Regions from separate parts of the Homo sapiens genome. Here region 2 is linked to region 1. Evidence: chromatin loops called from intact Hi-C (ENCODE). Cell type or tissue: sigmoid colon. All regions are shown on one strand. Each heading gives the region's core, and the rest is flanking DNA. Links, peaks and the distances in the headings are about the cores only. Region 1 overlaps PLXNA2 (plexin A2). Region 2 overlaps PLXNA2 (plexin A2).

Region 1 (9,526 bases), core at 722-8,721:
CCACCAAGGTCCTGACACTCACAGAGCGCCTTTCCTCTCGATGACTCCCACTGGCTTCTATGGGGCCTTTGGACCTGGGCATGGAGCTTTGGTCTCTTTGTTTGGAATCTACACTCAGGAGAATTGGTTATCCATAGTTTTAGGCATCATCAGAAGAGACAGAGAAGGAAAGTCCAGTGAGAAGTCATCCACTTGTCCTTCACACTCACAAGTCCGTGAGAGGCAGAAAGAGAGGCAGAAGGTAGTAACGTGGGCATGCCACAGTCATTTCTACTGAGGAAGTGCTGTAGGCCCAGATGGTCAGGAGCTTCCGTATATGAGCGAAGGGTGGTCTCCCCTCTCCAGGCACGAGAGAATGAAAGAAAGAAAGCATAATAATAAATACTGCAGCTTCTGTAACCTATGCTCTTCAAGTATTGCTTGCTGTAAACAGTGTTTGATTTTTGTTTTCTTTTTAATTGCCAGGGACCACTGGATGATTGGAGTGAACTCCAAAGTCAAACACCTATGTCTCCAAATCAACTTTCAAATGGAACCTCGTGGAGGCCTGGCCCACACACCTCCAGGCCGTTTCCCCAGGGTGCCTGGTTTATGACAGGGATTGATATGAGGCAGGGCTGCCAGGTGTCTGGTCTGGGAGAGGCCCACCTCACCCCACTTCTCATAGTAACTTTAGGGAAATTGAAAGGAAACATATCAAAGACCAGCTCCTCATTTGTTGAGGTTTAGGATTAAATAAAACAAAACAAAAAACAGTAGCAAAAAGCATTGGTACTATCTAGGTACACATCTCCTCTCAAAAGATGAGAATATACAGGTGTGTGGTAGATAAAGCTCAGTTTCCAGTCAGCCAGGGTGAGCTCTTGATGGCTTTGCAATTTGTGCAAAGTTCTGGAAGTTCCATACTCCTCTGGCTGCCGGGATAATTCCAGGTTTTACTGGCCTCTGTTTTTGCGAAGTGTTTGGTGCATACTTGTGCTCATCATTCTTCTTCTCCTCTTTCTCTTTTTTTTTTTTTTTTTAATTTCAAGGAAAAGGAGACAGTCATTTTCTCTCCAATGTCTCTCAGCATCTCTGCTTTCTCTGGCATTTGGAAATAGGCATTATATAAAGAAGGAGGAATGGGAGAAAAGATGGAAGGGAGACAGAAATCAGAATTAAACAAAAGTTGGACGGGATTAACAGGGCGGCTTTTTGTTTTATTTCTGTTTTTTTCCCTTTTTCTTAAAAAAATTAAATAAAGTTCTCATTATTTCCCCAATATACATCAAATGAGTTTTCATGCAAAGCAGCAGTCACAGAGGCAGAACTGTCCCCAGCTCGTGCCTCTCGGCTTGAAGAACCACCTTCTCCCGGCCCCGGGTTCTCTGGTGTTCTCACTGAGGATGGACGACGCCCACTGTCTCTCCCAGCTGGAACTGGCTATGACGAAACTTGGCTGGCGTAGGGAGAGGAGTCCTCCCCTCTCCCCAGGATGGGGTCTCAGGGGACAGCAAGCTCTGGGGCCTGATCCCCATCACTTGTCCTTCCATCTGAGACTCCCAGTGTGACAGCTTGGACAGGTCCCTCTTCCCAGGAATGCGAGGCTCCTCCTCTCAGCTCTCAATGGACATGGCATTAATGAGCTGCTCCACCTTATAAGCCAGCCGCTGCCGCCGTGCCTGCTCATCCTGCTCTAGGGCCCCGATGAGCTGAGGAGCAAAAACAAAGGCAGGAAGACTTCAGGACTCAGAATAGAAGACACCATTTTCTGGAGTCGTTCCCTCTTTGCCCTCTGTCTACCTTTCCATTCTGCCTTCATGCACATAACCTTAAATAATTTAAATGATTAACTGAATGAATACATGCACACACACCTATATATATGTATGTATGTATGGTGTTTCAAACATTCTCTGGCATAGGAAGTGCTATGCAAGTGTTAATTATTGCTACTACTACTACTACTTTCACGTTCAATGCTAAAGAAGCTTTGTGAGTTTTCCAAAGGTATCCTAATCAATCTCTATTCATATTAGGGTCCACCTGTCTATCTGAAATGTAACTGACAGGATCTGCCCGAATGCAAAGAATAGTTTGATTCATTAAGAGAGAATGAAATTAATTATACCATACTTTGAACTGAAAAACAAATGATTAAAAGTGTTATTTATTGTGTTAACAATGAGTGAAAGACAATGAAGTGTATAAAGCCTTCAGTGAATCAGGAGTTGAGTTGCCTCATAAAGGAATGATAATTTTCGAGCTCATGGGCTTCTGACTCCCTGAATGTGTTTTCTAAATTGCCATCTATTTAAGGACTGAGTCAGGCTTCCTGCTCCTTGCCTGTTGGTTTCTGTCCCTGCTGGGGCCCTGTCTCACCTCCTCACTATACTTGCTGACATAGGAGTAGATCTCATTGAGGGCACTCAGCATGTTGAACTCCACGGCGTGCAGGCGGGACTGCTCGGCGAGGTAGGCATTCATGTCCTGGTCACTGATGGCTGGGAGCTTGGCGATGTCTGCGTAGTATCTGCCAGAGACAGGATAGGCGCCTTGGTGGAGGCCTCAGCAAACATTTACCTATAGCTACCCCGGGCCCAGGTCCTTCGAGGGCACTGATGTACCCAGTTGCTCCTGCCTCCCTATTTCTCTTCTGATGTGGCTTCCTCTGGCCTCTTGCTTCATGCTGAGGTTGAGGCTGAAGGCCAGAGTTTCTTCAGTAGATTCCATCTAGCCGAGAGCTCGTGGCTGCGGTGCCCAACAGAGTGGTTAAAAGCCCAGACTCTCACCAGGCTCTTTGTGTTCAAATCCCAGCTCTGCTACCTGCTAGCTGTGTGACGCAGGGCAAGTTATTTACCCTCTCTGTACCTCAGTTTCCTTATCAGTAAAATGGGGATAATAATAATACTGGCTTCACAACTCTGCTGGACATTTTAATGAGATGATACACACAAAATCTTTATCAGAATGCTGAATGCTTAGCACATGCTCAATGAATAGTAATTAGGATGATAATCATCTGACTTCCACGGGCACAAAGCCACCCTTCCTCCCGCAGCAGGGGGTGTGGCAGGGAGGGGAGTGGGAGGTCCTGAAGAGATGACAGACACCGTCGTCTGAGTCCTTAGTCAGTGATGACTATAGAGCGGGGAATGGGCAGGGAGACAAGGGCATGGGCCTGTCCTGAGGGTGCTACTGACCTCTCCACCCAGCTCTTGTAGCTGGGGATGTCCTTGGCATAGAGCAGCTTGTTGGAGGGGGAGTCCTTGCCCAGCCGGTGCTCTGACGTTGAACAAGAGTCCATGAAGGTCTGGGCCACCACAGAGAGGCAGGCGTCCGTGATGCTGCCCTTGTGGATGTCAAACACGAACTGGGGGTTCTTAATCACGTTCACCCAGAAGCGCAGAGGGAGGCTGTGGGGAAAGGCAGAGAAGACTTGAGAATGCATGCGGGCCGTGCCCCTTCTGCTGCCCACTGATATTCTTCCCCATCAAAGGTCAAATTGTCCACCTGAAGGGGCAAAGGAGTAAAATGGAAGAAAATGGGTCCAGCCAGGGTTAATTTAGCCAAAGCTGTTACTGACCTGGGAGAAATGGAAGGAGAGGCACTTTGTACCCTAATGGGGGCACTGACCCTGATCTCTAACATCCGAGGGGTGGGCCTGGGTGTGTTCTGTTCCCTTCTGGGAGACTTTTCTAAAGGACTCTGTGCCCCTAGGCAAGCCCAAGAACAGAGGACAGCACATTTTCTCAGGGCTTCACACAAAGCCACCAGGCTCCTGGAGTCCCTTCACAGTGCCCGTGGCCATTGTCCGGAAGAAGGCAGCCAGGAGCCCCAGGCTCAGCCTCGGAGCAGGCACAAAGGGCGCCACCTGCGCTCCCCGCCCAGCCCGGCTGCCCAAGCTACTTCCCAGGGCTGGCCTGGCCTGGCTGGGCCGAGGAATGGGCTCCCCTGGGGGAAGTTCTTTCATGACTCTCCCCAGGGCGTTCTTGTATCTGGGCAGGGGCAGAGGGAGAAGTGGAGGCCATTGTTGGCATCCTGGGAATGACTCACTGTAGCTCAGAGATTTTCCCACCCCAAGAGGAACCGATCAGTAGTTAGGAGACTTCCTTCTGCAACTCGGGAATTTATAACCAGAGGAGAATGAGTTTTCTCTGCTCCTTAGACCATAAAGCAAATAAGCCCATTTACTCTCCTTCAAAATCAGAACAGCTGCTGCTTTTACTTCCTTTTCCAGCTTTGCCTTCTCTTCCAGCTGCCTTCTGGGCTTTAACTCTTTTGACTCCTCTGTGGAACCGGTCCTGTCACAGGCTTGTCCTCCAGCCTGAGATGATGTTCCCAGCTCCCCAGCTTCTTCTTCTCTCCCCTCCTTCATCTTCTCTTGACTCTCATGGGCCCCAAACTTTCCCAAATGTCTCAGTAGTGCCAGGTCTTGGGGAAGATCTGCTTTACCCAGCCTCAAGCCCTTCCACGATGATTTCTGCCTATCTTCCAAAACACAACAGGATCCCTCACTTTCCTCTAGCCTGGGAGAAGCTGCTGCAGCTGAGAGCTGACTCATCTCTTCTACCCTCCCCTTCTTCTGGCAGCCTTGGGTAGTTTCTGGTAATCTTTCCCTGGACATTTGCTATTGAGGTCTGGTTAAGGAAACTCTCTCCACACCACGATGCCAGGGTAGTCCATTTCTATTACTTGGATCTGGCCAGCACACAGAAGGCACAGAGATGCGGATAACCCTGGACTTTCTCTTGATTTCCCCTGAAGTGCCCTCTCCCAGCGCTGGGCCGGGGATGCTCCAAAGCAAAGGGGACAGGCATGTGCTGTCCAGGGAATGCAGATGGAAGGCCTGTCCTGGCAAAGTGGACTGTGGGCTCTTAACCCCAGGGCCACCCCAGCCTGTTCGTTTCACTCCACTGTGATCAAAGCTGCAGACTGAGGAAGGCTCAGCGACCACAAGACCCGGGAGGAGGAAGGAAGAGATGGGGCTGGGGTTGGCTTTTTCCAAAGTGTTTTGTTGGTTGCTAGGACTTTTGATTCCCAAATAACAGCCTGGGCCCATCTGTGTCGGCTCTGTTTTCTGAGGAGACCGCTAACTCCAGACAGCTGCGTGGGCTGCCTGCCCAACCCAAATGCCTGGACCTCCCCTCTCCCCTCTCTGTGCTCTTTCCCAAAGGAAGCCTTTTGATGCCAGCTCTTGGCCGGGTCCTGTCTGACCTGAAAGCCAGTCCTTAGCTTGGTCTGTGGTCCAGGTTCAAAACCCATGAGGATAAAGTCTCATACCAGGGGCCTGAGGGCTTCTCCCACTGCTGGTCTGGTTGCAGAGATGACTTTAGGGGAGAGAGTCATGCCTGCAGGGCATTCTGCCTGCTGCTTCCTGAAAGCTATGGCGCCAGGATAATCACTTGGCCTTAAGAGATCAAGTTTGCAATGAAATCCTCCCTGTCAGTGGGCTCAAGTCTATAGCAGGTGTGAACTCCCTCTCCGGTGCTGACCAACTTCACCGGGCGTCTCAGTTTAATTCAGGGATTCCCCATCTCAGGAAGTGCCTTAGAACTGCCCCACTCAGAATGCCCCACGATGTCTGGCTGTGAAGCTCTGCTGCAGGCTTCAAATGCAGCTCTTTGCATAGGTTCCCCCAGCTCCCTTCTCCTGAGAACCAGAGATCTCAGAGCCAGGGGAGGAGGCTCTTCTTGGGGTACTGGTCACAACCTGGAGGGGCAGAATTCAAGGGTGCATCCTATTGCTGTGCCTCAAGCCAGGCAGGCCCCACTTGGCACAGGCAGCTGGGGACCGTGTGGGCTCTGCAGAGCATATGTGCACTGTTTGTTCCAGGAGCTTTGGATCACCCAGCCCCAGCCGAGAATAGGCTATCCTCCCACCCTCCCATCTCCTGGTCCTCATCCCTCTTAGCTCCAGGCCTCTCCAGGCTGCACCTCCTGCTGAGCTCCCCGAGGGTTTACCAGTTGCTTTTCCAGGTGTGCCGCACATCTGTGTCATGGATGCTGTGCCTGTCTGCCTGCTCATCTAGGAAATCAAACATGTACTTGATGGCCAGGGGGAGAGCGCTGCCCCGGTGCACAGTGCTGAACAAGGTCTCAAACAAGTCGTCCACAAACTTCTGCAGGGTGCCCTGGAGGAGGGGTGGGGGAGAGTAAGATGGAGGGGGGTGACGGCAGGTAGCAGACAGGCATACCAGATGGTGCCTTGGACCCATCCTGCCTTGGAAATTTGTCTGGGACACGAGGCTGTGCAGGCAGTGTTGCGGGGTGGGGAAGGGTACTATTGGTTAGCTGGGGAGGTGGGAGAAACTGGGTGGGCTGTGAATCCTGGGGAAGAATCTCTCCTCCAACCTGCAGCCACATTCCACATTCCACACAGGGTGTAGGCTCAGGGTCTTTGACAGGAAGACAGGAAGTGCCCCGGGTCCGGGCTTCCCATGGGTGAATGAGGGGGCACAGGCTGCAAGCCAGTCCGGAAACAGTGTCCGAGGAACAAGCTGGAGGACTGGGTGCCTCCTGGCAGGAGCACAGCAGGACCAGGAGAGTCTGTTAGGAAGGTATGAAGAGGCTTAGGATGTTAGTGACCTGAGACAAGTGGTATCTGGAATGTGGAATGTGGGTGAAGGGTCTAGACTCAAGAACCACCTCCCCACAGGCAGAGTGCTGATCCACAGGGCTTTGGAGGGTCTCTGGGGCAGGAATAAGACTGGGCCTGGCTCCCACAGTTTACAGGCTCATGGCACACCTCTGAGGGTCAGCAGAAACCTCTAGCTTTTTCTGTTATCTCTTTGTTGGTCTCTTGTTGTTATGCTGAGCATATTAGGCAAAGCTAAAATGGAGACATGGGGTCTCGTGGAATATTTCTGGGCCACTCTGGGAGCAAGTGTGAGAGCTGTAAGTTGGATGCCACTGTATTAAAACTTCAGTGCCATTGTTGGAGGGTCCATCGGGGAGAATATTTGAAATCTAGCCCTGCGTGGAAAACATTGGCTCTTTGATTGTCATACTTACAGGCTTATTTTGCTACCTGCTAGGAAGGCTAAAAGATGAAGCCTCACTTCCATCAACATTTGGGGGTAGCTGGGGTGGGATGGGATGGGAAGAGGAAGCCTCCCCTTGGATTACTGGCAGGGCCAGGCCTCTGTGCTTTCCCTCCCATTGTGGCCAGAAAGGGGATAGAAAGGCCAGCATATCTATCCAACTAATATCAGCAAGAAACCCCACTGCCTTCCTAAAGCTTAAGGGGTCCAGAGGGAGAGAGTTACTCCTCTGAAGTGAAACAGTAGTCTCAAGAAGTACGCAGAAAGCAAAGATATATTTGCTATTTTTGCCAAAGGGTAGAGAACAGCGGTGGCCTGATCCTTTGGAAGCCCTGCCCAGGGAACTGGACTATCTCTCTCTCTCTCTTTTTTTTTTTCCAATTTTGTCCTCTTTTTTTTTTTTCGTTAGTGGAGATCGGGTCTTGATATGTTGCCCAGGCTGGTCCCATACTCTTGGGCTCAAGGCATCCTTCTGCCTTGGCCTCCCAAAGTGCTGGGATTATGGGCATGAGCCACCAGGTCTGGCTGTACCTGGACTGTCTGAATGGGTCCTCTTGAAGGACACACTCCAGACATCCTTTCTGTGTTGTGGAGGGGCAGGATGTGCTCCTTTAACAAGCACTCCCTGGTCTGGGCAGAGGGGGAGTTACCTTGGTGGCCAGTAGCCGGGTCAGGTAGATCTCGGACACCATCTTGCTGCCCCGGTCACCCTCCTTCTGGTCACCGTGGTCATGGTTCTTCACCAGATGCCACACCTTGACCCCACTTTCCAGGTCTGGGGTGATCATCGGGGCCCGGGACCGCAGGCTGTCGGGGCTGCCCGTATACCTGAAGGAGGAGTCTGAGGAGAAGGGGTTGGTGGAGGGCTGTGAGTAACAGTCACCAGCCTTGCTTGTAGAATCCTTCCAGAATCCCTGCCCGCCTGCTGCATCCACTCAGAATAAACTCATTTCAGCTGAAAGGGGACCGTTGGGACCTCATATATGGTAGGTTATTTTAGGGATCCTTGGTTGGCATGAGGACGGAAGAGCTTGAAGGCTTTTTTAGAAAAGGATTTATAAATTTTGTGAATTAGAGACATCCTTGGGAATTTGGGAGTCCCCTCTACTCTGACACTCCCAGCAATGAATAATTAATAGGTAAAATGTCAATAGGATATTTTCGTCGGTGTTTTAATAGAAATCTGGATACTAAAGAGCTGCAAGTTGTAATTCTCCTCTTGGGAGTTAAGGGTCTCTTCTTGCATGGGGCCTGGGGTATGGGATTTCCTGAGCCCTTTTTGGTGCTGCTGGGTTCAGTCCTGTGGTGCCCTTTGGTTGAGAAGCCCAAGGCCTTAGTGCATACATGAAACCAGAGCAAATAAAATAAGGGACAAGGAGGTGCCATAACCTCATTGCCCGGAGGGCCTGGGGGCCCCAGTACTCCTCGGACTAATTTATTGATCAAACTGGGACACTTCTGAGAGTAAAAGGGGGCACTCTTAATAATTCAGCCAGGACAACAAGCATAAACTGGACTGGCCCAGGCAACCTGGGATATATGAACCCCCAGCCAGGTGCCTTCCTGGTTCTGGGCCACTCCGACTCCTCTACCAGGCTGGGATATCAAACAAAGGGCACATGGTGCCACCTGCTCCCACGGCTCTGAGGGCGCAGGCTGCCTGGGAATGCCTGGACTAGGGAGGACAGAAACCAACTGGCAGGAGCCTGTGATTGGGCCAGCAGCAGCAAGGGCTGCCTGCTGTTAGAAGGGGTAGCGAGTGGGCCCTGCTAGGTCTCAGAAGACTCTGCTCTGAGCTGCCCAGTCTGCCCTCGTGGTTCTCACCGTATCTGCTGATGGACGTCCGGGAGATGCTGGCAGAGGCAGGGATGTTGTAGGAGGAGGTCTGTTTGGGGACCAGAGCCACCACCGACCTGTCTGACACCTGAGAAGGGTACAAAAGGTACAGTACAAAAGGTGAATGTAGGTGTCTTGGGAAGTTGGATAGTCAAGTATTTCTAGAGGGTTATAAGATAGCTGTGGGGTAGAGAGCAAGGAGTACAGGAATACCAGAAACAACCATTACTGCTGTTTTTTGAGCTTTTATTGGGTTAGAGCTGCATAACCCAATCAAATAGCTACTTGCCATGTGTGTGGATTGAGCATTTGAAATGTGGTTAATCCCAACTAAGATGAGCTGTGTCTAAATTGAGATGTGCTATAAATATACATTACATGCTGGATTTCAATGACAGTATGAATACAAATATAAACTATCTTATTGATAATTTTTAAATTGATTACATATTGAAATGATAATCATTTTAGACCAGTTAGATTAAATAAAATATGTAACATTAATTGATCTTTTTATTTTTACCTTTTTAATGTGACTAATACAAAAAGTTTAAATTACACATGTGGCTTGCACATGTGGCTTGCATTAATTTTCTACTGGACAGCACTGGGCCAGACCCATTCTCCCATCCACTTGGCGAGCTATGCACAAGTATTCCCATTTTACAG
Region 2 (9,526 bases), core at 422-8,421, 53 kb after region 1:
GCCTGCCTTTACTCTCTTCTTCCATTTTCAGCTTTGCAACTCCGAGCTAATTGCGGCTCCTGAAATCACATTTCTGCTGAGAAAAGCTAAACCTGTTTTCTGAAATGTTCACCCACCATGGAGCCAATTTCTCCTCCTCACTTGGCTCAGCCAGCCTGGCAGGGAGACTGGGTTGGCTCTGCCTCCCTTGTCGTGTGCACGTGCACACCAATGCGCTTGTACATTCATGCGCAGGCATGAGGATGCGCTTCCATACACTTACCTCTTATACCTAGACAGGGGCCGTTAAGACACACGCGAGAGGTTTCCTACACCCCCCCACATTAAACTCACTGTACGCCAATAATTTGTCCACAGAGTCTCAATTTGCACTCCTCTCCCACTGTCTTGGGGTCAGCTCTTGGCCACCCCTTCCTGCTCTAGAGACTTGCAGGACTTACCTCGGTGATTTGAGGGTTGGAGCACTTGACATTGTGGCTGGACCAGTCGAGCCAGGGGCTGGAAGGGCTGGTACAGTGCTGGTGGAGGGTGCACCTGCGCTCGCCGCTGCACCAGCCACACTCAAACTTCCGGTCGGCCTTGAGGCAGAGGCCGCAGCTCTCCCGCTGGGCTGCACACTTGTAGAGATGGACTGCAAAGAGAGCAGGTGGTCACAGATGAAACCAGAAAGGGCTGCTCACAATGCACCCTCCTCTTGCAGGTGTGATAGAAATGATAGAAACTCTTCCCCACCATGGATAACACCACCAATCATCATTATCATTGCAAGAATGACTGAGGAATTAGTAAATTGAGCCTCTTACCAGTCACTTAAGGGCACTAGGAAGAATAATATTATTTAAGAATTCTGGCTCTAGATTGAATCAGATTAGGGCTTTAATTGTGGCCTCACTACTTCCTAGCAATGTGAGAGAGGATTCCACCTCCTTGAACCTCACTTACCTAATCTCTAACATGAAGATAATCGTTGTTTTTTTTTGTGAGGTTGGAATAAGATAATGTATATTAAGTGCTTAGCACAGTGCCTGTAACATATCTGATGCCCTATATATGTTTATTATGTTTTCTTTGAACTCGTGCTATATTCTTATGCTGCCATCTCTCTTATTCTCCACTCTCACATATGGTCCTCATGCAGGAGGTAAGGGCTGCTTTCCTCCATTGAAGGAAAAATGAGGCTCAGGGAGAGATAATGACTCTTAGAGCTTAGTAAAATTAGTGACCCAAACTGGAATCTTCAAACTCCAACTTGCTTTGCTGCTTAATGGTAGGTCCTGAGAAGTGAGGACTGTTGTCTGGCAAACTGGAAATTGCATGGGTTTGAGACGGGAGTCAGCTTGGGGTTAAAGAAAGGCCAGGTGGCTAGCAGTGAGGGAAGCATTGCTGATTAAAAAAAAGGGGGTGACACAGTCTGTTCCCAGCCCTTATGAATGGAGAATATGTCCCCAGAGAGGGCAAACTGGCTATTTAAATAGTAACATTTGGAGTGTGCAAACCCTTTGTCTTTTTTTTTGTCTCCTGCTGACTTAAAAGTGCTAGTATAACCAGCGAATTAGTGAACTGTGCTTCAGGTTCAGGAACCTGGTCTTAGCTCCTTGCCTGCTGAGATTTTGAGTTACAAGTAGAATTCTCCAAAAGCAAAACACGTAAAAGTCATTTTTCCACTCTTTTGGTCAAGCACATGTAAGCTTTCAGGACCAGGTGGTATGCCGTTGCTGAAAGTGAGACACATGCCCCAGGGAAAGGGTAATTTTAAAATTCTTCCCATAGGTCCTCATCCTGTTCCTCTGCTATGTCCAGCATCCTTTAGTCCCAGCTGCAGGGCCTATATTTAAATACCCTCATGCTTATCGCTTTGTAAGGTAGAGGGCAGGAAATGGGAATCTTAAAATGAATGAGTACACACTGAGCATCTATAAATATGTACCACATGGTTCATACCCATGAGCTCATTTGATCCTCACGGTGACCCTGAGAAGTGGGCATCCTTCCCTCCACTTCACAGATAAGGAGACTGGATGTAAAGGGGAACAGTCATTCATCTGAGTTCACACAGCTGTAAGTGAAAGAGCCAGCAGGTGAACCCCACTTTGCTGGATTCTAGAACCTGAGTCTTTAAATGGTGTGGTCCTCTCCACCCAGCCCAATGCGCAGCCGGCAGAGACACTCAGGCTAGTGGGTGGAGGTGATACGAATGTGAAGACAACGCTGTCTGTGCACTCTCAGAGCTTCTTCAACATTGCAAGAGTCACAAGTAGAGTTTCCGATGCAACAGCTCGGATGTGGCTGCTCTCTAAGCTCCAGGTGCTAAGGCAACCTCTGGGATCTAAGCCCAGATCCCCAGCAGGGTAATTGTCTCCTATGTTTTAGCAGTGAGAAAGTTTGGCCTGGGTATGAGGAGAAATAGAAAAAAATAATCCTCCTGGCTCCGTTCCTTTCTCCCAGTCTAAGTAGCCTTGATTTTAATGGCAGCATTTGGGACAGGGAGCTACAGCCCTAAAGATGCTGAAAAACTTGCAGCCCCTGCTATGGCCTTGCCCCCTACCCCATCTCCATTGGCTGATCCGTCAGGTGGAAGCAGAGGCTTGTGACAACCCTAGCTACTTGAAGTGTGGCAAGGCTTGTGGCTGAGGGTAGGAGGAGTGTGGGGGATAGGAATATATTCCAGGGGGGAAGGAGTTTAAATCCTACAGTGGCCTAAGTAGTAGATCCTCACAGTGATGTGGCTCAGTTTGCGAGCTCTGAAATTAGACTGTCTTGGTTCCAATCCCAGCTCTTACTATCTGACTCGTGGCCCATTTCTTAATCTCTTTGGGTCTCAGTTTCCTCATCTAGAAAATGAGAATAATAATAGTACATACCTCTCAGAGTTATTGTGATGCTTAAGGAAAATAATCTCTAATAAATTACTTAGTGAGTGTCTACCCATCACGAGTCCTCATCATATTGGAGTCACTTTTATCATTCTCGAGAGCAGGGTGGAATCTTGGCATTTGCTGCACTGAGGGTCGGGCCTAACTGGCACATGGGAGGAGCTCGACATGAGTTTATAGGACGATGAATAAGGGTCACCCTCATGGAGCACCCCTCCTTCTTCAGCCAGATCCCCTTCCTGAATTCTTTGCTCCCGATGTGAGCTGGACTCTGCATGCTGCTCTCTCCCGCCCACCTCAGGAACTGGAGAGCAGCCTTAAAAACCCTCTTTGTGCAGTGATTGTGACCAGGGCCAAGGACAGGGGAACAAGAGCCTGACTGGAAACAATATCTCCATTTCCAGGGAAACTAGCCGGACGTTCCTGCCTGCTGTTCTCCTAGGTCAGGTTCCACAGACACTTCAAAGCCTGCAGGAGCCAAAGAATAACGTGGATGGGCCGGCGGCCGCCCAGCGGATGCTCTGGTTGTAATAAAACAGGGCTCCCAACAGGACTCCTTTGATGACTCCAAATGTTGCTTTAGGATCCTCTGAAGAGTTCCGCCGACAGAGGGAGTGTATTATTCATGGCACAGCGGCTGGCTGGCTCTGATCCCTCTAGCCCCAGTCTTTCCCGGGGTCGTGAAAAGATCAAACTTCTACCCGGAAGTAGCCGCTTACCTTTCAGGTCCTGAGGGTTGTCAATGATGAAATTGCCGTTCCACACCACAGCGAAATCCACGGCCAGATTGCTGATGTCCATGCCATCATACTGGTACTATAGGGAGACGGGCAGAGGCATGGGGCTCATGTGGCTCTCTATCACAGGGGTCAGGGATGCAGACAAACCCTGCATGCTGCTCAGATTATTATGACGCTCTTTCCCTGAATCCCAGTCACTAATGCCAAGAGAATCCCACCCAAGCCTCCTAGCTTGGCATTCAGTGCCCTGCATAATCGGATGCAAACTGACTCCTCCAGCTTTCTCCTCCACTGCTCTCCCGTGGAAAGCTTTGAATCTACCTTTCTCCAAACACATCTTCTTAAGCCCCTCTCTGTCTTTGTTGAGTTCCTATCTCATAAGGAATGCAACCGTCTCCCTACAACCTCCATCCTTTTAACCCACCCGTATTCTTCTAGCCCAGCTCAGCTCTACTTTCCCCAGGAGTCCTCTCCCACAACCCTGCAGATCTGCCTCAAACTGTCCATCCCCTGGTGTTGCCACTTTCTGTCTTGCACTGGCACTTTCCAGGATCTGCTGTGCCTCTTTTCACGTGTCTCCCTAAAAAGTCCATGTGTCTCCAGAGGCAGAGCTAATGCCCTCTTACTACTCTTGTAAGGCCGAGAGTCTCATCGAGCAGTCACCTGGCCAACCCCTGCGGTGGCCCTCTATTTCCGCACGAGCCTTACTTTAGCCAATGGTCCACTAGGGAGAAGTGCCCACAGCTTTCCGGACACAGACCTCATCAGCCCACAGCTTTCCGGGCACAGATCTCATCAGCCCTATCGTTAAAGTCCTCTAGCTGTGGCCAGGAGTCTATGACTTTCTCTCTTGTGCTGATCCCACAGAAGACATTTAGCCCCTTCACACTTCAGAAATAACACCCCTGGGTGGCCAGTCCTGGCACCCTGTGATGGAGACCTCGGGGCATCTTCCCGACCCCCCACTCTTCAGCTCTGAAGGGCATGTCACTGTCAGCCTTCTGCTCCCGCCCTCCCCTGCCCACTGCCTCCCTTTGTTGTGTCCCTTTTCTTTCTCATCCTGCCTTCCCCTTGCGCTTGGCGGCCTTCCACCGATTACAAATTCTATCTATCAAGCGCCTGTGACCTGGGAATCTGACAGCTCCCTGATAAGAGGCCCAGATTCCCTTTATCTCTCCCAGGCGAATTAGCTTCCCTCAACACCTTTGTCACATCCTCCCCTCCCTCATCTCCAGCTGACCCCCCACAGTCAGAGACAGGGAGCTGGCAGATAAAAAGATCTTCTTGGGGTTAGTATTATAATTAAACACCTCATGCTCTCTGTCTGCCATTCTGGATTGGTTTAACCCTTGCTGCTCCTGAAATTCACTGCTTCCTCCTACCCCTCCCCTCCCACCTCCCCTCCTCCCATCTCACTTCCTGTCCCTCTCTTCTCCAGCTTTTGCCTGTGGAGCACCCTCCTGGTTATTCACTCCCTGAATGGGGATGTGGAATGGGGTGTAGGGTGGAGTTGACTCGCTCTGGTTCAAGTTTCACTGAAGACAAAGAGGTGCTCTTTCAACTTCAGAAAGGTCCATGATGTGATTATTTGACATTGCACGCCTGTATCAAAACATCTCATGTAGCCCATAAATACATACACCTACTGTGTTCTCACAAAAATTAAAAATAAAAAAATTTAAAATTTAAAAAATCAACTTCAGAAAGGGCACAAAGATCTCAGTGTCTGCCATGAGGGTCCTCACGGAACTGTCTCCTCTGGCACCAGTCACCTGCCCTGCTCTGGCTGAGCGGCTGGGGTGCTGGCTGGCTCCTGCATCCCTGGGGATGTGGGCTCAGCCTGTGAACCTGGAAGGCTCCGGAAGCCAGGGCTGGCCATACTGAGGCCCCAGCACGAGTGTGAGAGGAAGCCCTGCTCCAGGCAGGGCCCAGCCTGCGTTTTCTTACCGAGCTGTTCTGACACTGAACGCTGGAGCTGTTGAAGCGCAGAGCGGGGACCCGGTGGATGGCTCCTTGTATGTTGAGGACACACTCATAGCCTCGCTGGCCGGACTGCGGCTGGGGCAGATTTCGCGCCTTAAGGGTGATTGGCTTTACCTCCCCGACTGGAATCAAGATCTCCTCTGTGGGCACCAGCTGGGGACAGTCCTGGGGGAACAAACGAAGAGGCTCCATCTGTCCCCTGTTCATGCTGTCCTATGTGCCTGGGACAGGCAGGCCCCTCTTGTATCAGGTGAGCTGCCCAAGAGCAGGATATTACCTCATGTAAGGCCCGTGGAATGGGCAGGGAAAATGGAATCGCTCTTAGCTCCTGGGCTTTGATATTGTCATCCCCGTCCCACAAGTTGTCCTGTATCTGCTGTGTGTGTTACAATTCAGGAATTAATTTTCAAGCACAGTGTGGCAAGCTGTGGATTTTATCTCCTGAGACACTGGATAAAAGAGCCTCCACGTGTCCCTGTCCCCAACCTGGCACCCCTACCTCTGGGTTTCATCTTGTTCCCCAGCTCCAGATACTCGGCCCCTTGCATTGTCTGATGCCGATGCCTGGGGCATCCGTTATCAGCAGCTTCAGCTTCCCAGCCCCGACTGAGCTAGGCTTTCCAGAAGGTGGATCAAGCCCTCCCAGCAATACTCTAAACACTTGCTCTGTTTTTTTTTTTTTTTAATCTCATTTCATTACCAGGCCCTGCGTGAATGCCATGTTGCTTTGGAAAACAAAACCAAAAAAGAAAGTCTTGGTAGGGAGGGGCTTTGGGAAGGACCATGAGAGAGAGACAGTGAGAAAGACAGATTGATTTATGGAGCTCCATGACTAGATGCTGATTTTCCACCAGAGGTCAAAGGGCCACCCCACTGTGCCAATCTCCTCTTTCTCCTTCTCTCCTCGGGCAGATGAGCCTGGTAGCCCCTGGCAGTGATGATGTGGGAACCACCTCCACAGGGAATCACTAGGGGAATTCTCATAGGAGGCTCCCCTTTCTCTGTCCCCTTCTCCTGGGCAGTGGTTCTTAGGGGGAACTTCTGGGAATGTCTGGGGGCTGATGCTGCTACAGGGCCTGCAGAGGGTGTTACTGGCATTGATGCCAGGGGCCAGGATTGCTGGATTTCCTACAAGGTGTAGGACATGTTCAATGACAAAAATATTGTCCTCCTAATGGCAAATGCAATAATTAAGAAGCCTTGTGCAATGCCGGCACAGCCTCACACAGGGAATCTCCTGTGGCCACCTCTTGTCATGGTGTGGCTCGGGCTGTTGCCTCTTTTCTCTGGGCCCCACTTGCAAGCCGTTCAGCATCTGGCCCTTGCCTACCTCCCTCTGAACTCTGTGGTTCTTGCACATAATAGTCCAGCCATACTGAATGTATGGTTAACTCTGAGATGCCCTCTCCCTTACAGGATCTGCCTCTGGCCCTTTGAACATGCTTTTCCGTCTATTAGAAACACACACTCCTGCCTGTCTTCCTCCTGCTGCTGCCCTGCTTCAGCCCCTCTTTTAGTTGATTACCTCTTCTTTTACTTTTTTGGTTTTTTTAAATCATCACCTTCTCTGAGAATTAATAATTGATTACCTCTTAATCAGCCTTCAAACTCAGCCCAGTTTCTTCTCTGCAAGGCCGTCCCTGCCCCTGCCCCTGCACTGGCTTCAGGATGAGTTATGAATATTCACCCATGATTGCTTTTGACACACAGAATTACAATTTCTTGATTTGCTTTCCTCACTGGGCTGTGAGCTTCTTGAGGATTAGGCTGCATCTTACTCACCTCCATCTCCCCAGTCTTTCTGCCAGTGCTTGACATGTAACGGACATGTCAAGCATGTCATTGCTTGTGGGAGGGTAAATAGAAAATAAAATAAAGCAACCTGTGAAAAAATCTTTTTTTTTTTAGCTCCAACTTTGTAGATTCTTTAGAGATGAGGTAAAGCCTGCCTTCTGGGCTTGAAGAGACTTGAGAAGGCATTTGGTTCTCAAAAGCTGGAGTTGGAAATAGTCATGGGTTTTGGAGTCACATGATTTCTAAAGTGGCATGTCCACATTTACTAAGGATAATTTACTACTGACAATTTCTGAAGAGCCGGATCTGGGGGAAATTCTGCACAGAAACCCACCTAAGAGGGTCTGGACACACCGGCAGGCTCACCAGTGTCATCCCTTGTCAGCTGGCCACCTGCATGTGAGGACTCCAGGCAGGCACGGCATCCACGAGAGAGAATCACAAGGCAACCCCAGAACAGATGGGTCCCTGTTTAGGAGCCAGTCACTCAAGCTGCCAACTCATAAACTTGCTCTTTACTGCACTTTCACTTTCATTCCCTGCAGGCACTCTTGACAGACTCTTTCATATATTTATAGCCAAAAAAAAAAAAAAAAAAGATGAGCACCACTTTAGGGAAGCCCAGGCATCTCATAGAAAAGGAGATAACACTTCCTGTTAGCAGCTAAAATATCTGCATCAAATCTAATGTTAGAATTTAAGTTAGAAATAAGGCTGGGGTATAATGGTCTCTCTCGCACTCTCTCTCTCTCTCTCTCTCTCTCTCTCTCTGTGTGTGTGTGAGAGAGAGAGAGAGAGAGAGAGAGACAGACAGACAGACAGAGAGACAGAGAGAAAGAGAGAGAGATTTTCTTACTCCGAACCAGCTGATGAATTGTAAATGACGAGCAGTTGTTTTTCATCTCTAATGAGCTTAGACAACAAATTCAAATTTCAGTAGCAGGATCTTAAAGATGTGCTTTTGGAAGTATGATGTCTGGGGTTAGTAAAAAAAGATTGTTGAATCCTTTTAATGTGGACCAAAAAAAGTATACTTTTATATAGATGTTATGTGTAATACCTATATATAACACATATGTTATCTATATGTAACACACACACACACTTTCATCTTTTAGGCTGGGCTAAGTCCAGTCCAGCCTGGAGGTTGGAGAATCATGAGTAGACTTTATGAGTACTATTACATGAGTTTTTTTTTTTTTTAAGGGATTCTAGAATTTTAGGAAATTTCCCATGGTCTGCTGTTTCAGACTTTTTAGAATCAAATGTAAGGGTAACAATTAGGGTCTTCCCAAATGCTGAACCAGGCCCCAAGATTGCCCTAGTAGAAAAAGAATGTCTTATGCTTTGTTTCTTTATTTGGCAATTGCTCTCAGGTCAGACAGAATAGGATTTTTTCCCTTCTATTCTCTAAGGCAAAGGAAAGAAGCGGTTGGTGCCCCAGGTATGCTTTCTTCATCTTGGGAAATGGGAAGATACAGGCCTTTTGGGTTATGAGATGATTCTGGTGAGTATATTCATGAAGGATCTGTGAATCTTGGGTGGAAATTGCAGTGGTAAGGGCTGAAAGTGGGTGGAGGAGACTGGACCCCAAACAATTGCCAAGTTGTTGAAACTTCAATATCTGTGGGGCTTGAGGATGGTGAAGGGTTTAATCAGATACAATAAGGCCACTTCCAACCTGTTTGCTTCTGTGGGTATACACACACACACAGGCACACACATGTGTACATACACATACAGTACCTGTCTTATGAAAAAGAAAGCAAATCATCCTAAGATGCTTTTCCTGCAGAATGTTAAGACTGTTGTTCACATTCTTAAAATACTGATTGCTACCGCGGATCCTCACAGCCTTCTGAGTGATCTCTTTGGGTCATCTTCTTTCTCCTCTGTCTCTAGGCCAACTGGAGCCAGGATCACCTTCTCAGCAGCAATCTTAGTTTAAACCAAGACTTAAACTTGTAGGAATACCCCAGGGGTGGCGGTAGGCTGGGGAAGAGGAAACACAGCTGCAGGGAGAGCAGGGACCTGGTTTAGGAGCCCTATGAGTCTTGGGCTCACATTGCCCACCTGTTCAGCTGTGCTCTGCCAGCGTTCTGTGCTGGGGACCCTTTAGCCCTCTGAAGCGACTTC

What was found. Hi-C counts contacts between places; a loop is a spot of excess contacts. Peaks named below come from ENCODE experiments on the same cell type or tissue, not always from the same donor. Only the 100,000 strongest peaks of a DNase experiment are listed, where the experiment ranks them.
Region 2: it touches region 1 in a loop (2.5-fold over the local background); 85 of 110 quality-filtered maps call a loop at or near these places.

Annotation. Positions count from the first base shown.
Region 1 is chr1:208,025,648-208,035,173 of GRCh38, forward strand. It overlaps PLXNA2 (plexin A2), which reads right to left. Exons shown (of 32, transcript NM_025179.4): 27 at 8,846-8,945; 28 at 7,672-7,862; 29 at 5,943-6,112; 30 at 3,183-3,395; 31 at 2,362-2,512; 32 at 1-1,691. The coding sequence ends at 1,596. Among named protein-coding and RNA genes, the nearest start is that of LINC02767, 71 kb to the left of the region's middle. In sigmoid colon, for the core only: no CTCF peak of the experiment used is centred there; a DNase peak (open chromatin) is centred at 5,054; H3K27ac peaks cover 2,456 bases.
Region 2 is chr1:208,078,820-208,088,345 of GRCh38, forward strand. It overlaps PLXNA2 (plexin A2), which reads right to left. Exons shown (of 32, transcript NM_025179.4): 10 at 5,561-5,761; 11 at 3,593-3,689; 12 at 441-631. Among named protein-coding and RNA genes, the nearest start is that of LINC02767, 120 kb to the left of the region's middle. In sigmoid colon, for the core only: no CTCF peak of the experiment used is centred there; a DNase peak (open chromatin) is centred at 7,822; H3K4me3 peaks cover 756 bases; H3K27ac peaks cover 188 bases.